Regions from separate parts of the Homo sapiens genome. Here region 2 is linked to region 1. Evidence: chromatin loops called from intact Hi-C (ENCODE). Cell type or tissue: sigmoid colon. All regions are shown on one strand.

Region 1 (2,500 bases):
AGAGTGAGACTCTGTCTCAAAAAAAAAAAAAAATTGATTGGGAAACCATTAGGTAGTGCTTTGGGTTCCTATGTAAGCAAACTGAAACCAAACTCACTGTAAACAGTAAACACACTGTAAAACAGTGAAATGAAACTTAAGTTTAACAAATCAGAAAGCACCAGTGAATCTCTATCTAGAGTCTTTACCAGACACTGCCAATTACCTCTAAGTAGGGACTCTCCACTTTAATAAATCAAACATTTTCTCTGTCCTGCTTCCACAGACACCTTATAAAAGTTTTCCCTTGCACGCCTTTGGTGGAGCCCAAATCACTTGCAGTCTGGTGCTGCCTAATTCATGAATCACTGAATGCTCAAATAAACTCTTTAAAATTTTAATGTGCCTAGGTTTATCTTTTAATATCAGTGAAAGTGGTACTTAAATCTGTATTATTTATTGCCATTTATATATCTAAATGTATTTTCCAAGTTTGTCATATTAAGATATTATTGTTAATATTTTTAGGTGTCATGATGGTATCATGATTATACTTTTAAGAAGGGAACCCTTATCTTTTACACATGGATACTGAAATATTTACAGAAATGTTATGATGCCATGGATTTTCTTCAAAGTGGGAGGGTATATAGATGGAACAAATTTGACCATGAGTTGACGATTTTTAAAGGTGTATGATGAGTACGTTGGGTTTTTTAATACTATTCTGTCTACTTTTGAATATGTTTAAAAGTTTTTATAGTAAAAAGTTAATAAATCATTATGTGTTATATTGCTAATGGGTGATATCGAACTTTATAAGTAAATGTTAATTATGCTTTCAGTTTCCAGTTATACTTAATATTTTTACAACCTAATAATAGTCGTAAACTCATAGGGCAGAAAATAAAGAAAGCATTTCTTCTGGCAAGTTTATTTTGGACTGAAGACTCAGATTTTTAAGTAAGTTTTTCTTGGACAAATGGACTTTTAAGCTGATAGGACCTTGAAAAATTTCTATTCCAATTTCCATGTTTGTAGATGAGAGGATTGGAATTTGGCTGGCCTGGTTAGTTTGTATCATGACTCAGACTGCGGTCTGGGTTTCAGCTTTTGGTTCTGGGATTTTTCCTACTCTGTTAGATGCCTGTCTGCAAAAGTAATGTAAGATTCTTTTAGCTCACTGAGACTCAATTGCCCTTACAGAGGGATAGCTCAAGTGGCAGCAGAGTGCAGTGACCGGAGTTTAAATCATTGCTCTGCCAACTACTAGCTGTAAAACCGAGAATGATTTATTTCACCACCCTAAATCTCAGTTTTCTCATAAATTGAGAAAAACTGTAGTTCTTGTTGTGAGGATTATAAAAAATAATATGTTAAAATGGTTAGTAACAGACTCTATTATTTGGTGACTTTGTAAGGTTTTAATAAGATTACGTATTTTTAGCACAATAGCTGGCACATAGTATGAACTAAATGAGTACTTGATATTATTATTGCTGTCATTATTGTTATTATTACCATTCTCATACAATCAAGGAAGTAAGAAATTTTGAATTTTAAAATTTCAGTGGATAAACTGCAGGCTGATAATTCAGAACTCTCTGTAAATGAGTATGTATATATATGCATATATTATGGGTGTGTACACATAGACTGTTGCGTTAGATACATGTTTTTAAACAGCTTTATTGAGATATAATTCTCATAATGTTCACCTATTTAAAGTTTTTAATTGGATGGTTTTTAATATATTAACAGAGTTGTGAAACCACTACCACAGTCTAATTTTAGAATATGTTCATCGCTCTAAAAAGAAGCCACTGTACTTATTAGCAGTCACTTCCCATTCCTCCCATCTCCCCAGTGTAGACAATTACTAATCTACTTTCTGTTTCAATAGATTTGCCTATTCTGTACAATTCATATAAGTGGAATCATACAATGTGTGGCCTATATGACTGTCTTCTTTCACTTAGCATGTTTTCAGAATTCACCCATGTTATTGCATGTATCTGTACTTTATTCCTCTTTTTTTTTTTTTTTTTTTTTTTGAGATGGAGTCTTGCCCTGTAGCCCAGGCTGGAATGCAGTGGTGCGATCTCGGCTCACTGCGACCTCCGCCTCCCTGGTTCAAGCAGTTCTCCTGCCTCAGCTTCCCAAGTAGCTGGGATTACAGGCACGGGGCACCATGCCCAGCTAATTTTTGTATTTTTAGTAGAGAAGGGGTTTCCCCATGTTGGCCAGGCTGTTCTTGAACTCCTGACCTCAGCCTCCCAAAGTGCTGGGATTACAGGCGTGAGCCACCACGTCTGGCCCTTTATTCCTTTTTAATGGCAAATAATATTCTATTATATGGATCTTTTTACAGCTTGCAGAATACTTCATAGTTTCCTAGAATGCTGTGTTTGGAATGGAATATGAACAAATTCAGCTCTATTCTAGGTGGACAGAGGAATTCTACACTTTTCTAAGTGATTATAGTTGTAGTTGTAGTCTAAATCATCTTCCAGGAGAAATA
Region 2 (2,500 bases), 74 kb before region 1:
TGCAAGGCTTAATGAGAACATGGAAAGCACTTAGCATAGTGTCTGGTATGTAGCAACTACTCATCAAATGCATGCAATAATTATTGTCTGTCCATTTCGCTTTTCCATGGGGGGCAGGAACGTATATTGGGAAGCACATGGTGTCTGGAGTGAGTCTGTTCTGGGGTCTAGTTCTGAGTCAGCCACTTACTCCATGTGGCATCTTGAGAAATTTAATTAACCATTTGAGCCCTATTTCCTCATTTCTAAAATGGATATAATAATATCCAGTTCACTGGGTTGTTGTAAGCACAGTGCCTATTAAGTCCTCTTCTTACCAATCAATTATCAACAAGTGAACATTTATGAAGTCTATTCCAAGGACAATGCAAAGCACAAGGTGTAACAGGAAGTTTTAATAGAAAATAAACGCGCGTTCTCCACCACGGCCAAGGAGAGCATCTAACAAGTCATGCCAACCATGCACAATGAATTGCTGATGATATATGCAAATTAAAGTGGATCTCTAATCCATGCCCATTTATATTTTTCGAGTGTAGATGTGGATAAATTTTCAATGAGAGCCTTTTTCCTGGTATTCTTACAAGTCAGCAGATCTCCAAAGCCCAACTAAAATATGGGCTGATTAAAGACTCCAGAAAAACTGAAACAGTCGCAAACTGCTCGGTGGCCAGTGCCACAGAAACTAGGACGAAACGAGCCTCTTCTTTCTAACCAAGGGCAGATCTCAGGCTCTCTTGGGGAGGTAAAGCGGAAGGGTGAAATGCCGGTCAAGTTGCCTAGACTCTGATGGAAGCGGTGGCCAAAGGGCCCCTCCCCAGTGTCACCAGCCTCCCCATTCCTGTCACGGAGGATTTTCCTCAGGCGTCGTGACAGACCCGAGGCGTGTTGCCGGGGCCCGCCGGGCCGAGGAGGAGCCGACGCGGCCCGGGGAACTCCAGTCCTCACACGGTTAACGCTCTTCCAAGGAGAGTGGAGGAGGGAGGGTCCCCGCCCACGAGAACGAAGAGAATCTCAGGGCCGAAGCCCCGCCTCAGCCGGCCCGGCCCCTCCCCGCCAGCCCGCCACCCAACTCGGGCCGCACCAGGGGCCGCACCTGCCCGCGCGCACACGCCCCCCGCGCGCCAGGCCTCGCCGCCGCCGCCGCCCTCGGCACGCGCCCGCTGCGGCTGCCCCCCACCGCCCTGCCTCGGCGCGGGCCACAGCGCACGAGCCGCCGCCGCCGCCGCCGCGCTCCTCCCCGCCGCGGACGCCGCCCCCGCGTAACCGCCGAGGAAGCCGAGGCGAGCCCGGGTCGGGCGCGAGGGCGCGCGGGCCGCTGCTGCCACCGCGGGTGTTCCCTGCGCTCCCGCTCCAGCTAGGACTCTCTCTGCCGCCTCCTCCTCCTCCTCCGACCTCAGTCCTCACCACCCTCCTCCCGCTCCTCAAAAGCACCCCCGAGTCCCCACCCCCTCACGCCGCACCCGCGGGAACGAGGCCTTGGGAATTCAGGGGAGTGGCTGTGGGGGCGCGTCGCGGCTCCCAGCTCGGCCAGCCCCTCTTTCAAGACATGGTCTGATCCCCATTGTAAAAGCTGCGCCCCGAAGAGGAGGAGAGAGTCGTGCTCCCTGCCTGGGGCTGCAGGGAGCTCTCCGTGCTGAAGCTCTTGCATTATTTTAGGGTGGGGCGAAGAGGGCCCTGGATTTTGGGGAGTGGGGGTGGGTGGGGAGGAGGACCCGAGGGGGGCAAGGACTCTGTGGGGGAGTCGGTGAGAGACTATGGGGAAGGACCAGGAGCTGCTGGAAGCTGCTCGCACTGGAAATGTGGCTCTGGTGGAGAAACTCCTGTCTGGCAGGAAAGGAGGGATCCTGGGCGGTGGATCCGGACCCCTGCCCCTGTCTAATCTGCTAAGGTAAGGACGGGCACCAGCTCCGGGGTTGGCACACCTCATTATGCATTGTGATGGATATACGTCCTCCTCCTCACGGTTATTGCACCTGGTGGCTGCCAGCGATTCATTCTTAAATTAGGTAGGAAAACAGACTGCGTGTATGGAGAGGAGGTATGAGCCTCCCAGTCAGATTGATGCCTTAGATTCTTTGAGTAATTTTAAAATAGCCTTCCATCAATGCGTCAGTAAGCTACTTTTCCTCTGAGCCCTGGTGCAGAACTTGTACATGTACTAGTGTTGCTTGAAGAAAATCGACGTTCCGCCCGCTTTCCATCAACATTTATTACATATTTGCAGCTTTGAACGCAGCCTTTTTTGTCTAGTTAAATGAAATTGGCAGAGAATCTCTTGCGTGCATGCAATTACCCTGCAAAAGCCACAGCCTTCGGTGGCTCCTACCTTCTCTTGCAGAAGGCGTTTGCTGTGCCGTGGGTTATGATCCCACAAAATGAAGTGAGTGAACCTTCTTTCTGGTGAGATGTCTTCAGCACAGGGTGTGTATAAAACTTGATGGGGCAGGTTAGGCAGCCCCAGCAATACTTTCAGTTACCTGGACATAGCTGAGTGAAA

The links. A loop is a pair of places that touch in the nucleus more often than their neighbours do. Peaks named below come from ENCODE experiments on the same cell type or tissue, not always from the same donor. Only the 100,000 strongest peaks of a DNase experiment are listed, where the experiment ranks them.
Region 2: a loop joins it to region 1, with 6 times the contacts of the local background. A loop is called at or near these places in 8 of 110 quality-filtered maps.

The regions. Positions count from the first base shown.
Region 1 is chr12:99,909,888-99,912,387 of GRCh38, reverse strand. All of the region lies in intron 1 of ANKS1B (ankyrin repeat and sterile alpha motif domain containing 1B), which reads left to right. Among named protein-coding and RNA genes, the nearest start is that of ANKS1B, 74 kb to the left of the region's middle. In sigmoid colon, no CTCF peak of the experiment used is centred here; a DNase peak (open chromatin) is centred at 1,077; H3K4me3 peaks cover 1,602 bases.
Region 2 is chr12:99,983,495-99,985,994 of GRCh38, reverse strand. ANKS1B (ankyrin repeat and sterile alpha motif domain containing 1B) reads left to right here and starts at 1,059. Exons shown (of 27, transcript NM_001352186.2): 1 at 1,059-1,891. The coding sequence starts at 1,758. RefSeq lists a silencer at 1,037-1,086 and an enhancer at 1,199-2,029. In sigmoid colon, no CTCF peak of the experiment used is centred here; DNase peaks (open chromatin) are centred at 994 and 1,324; H3K4me3 peaks cover 2,462 bases.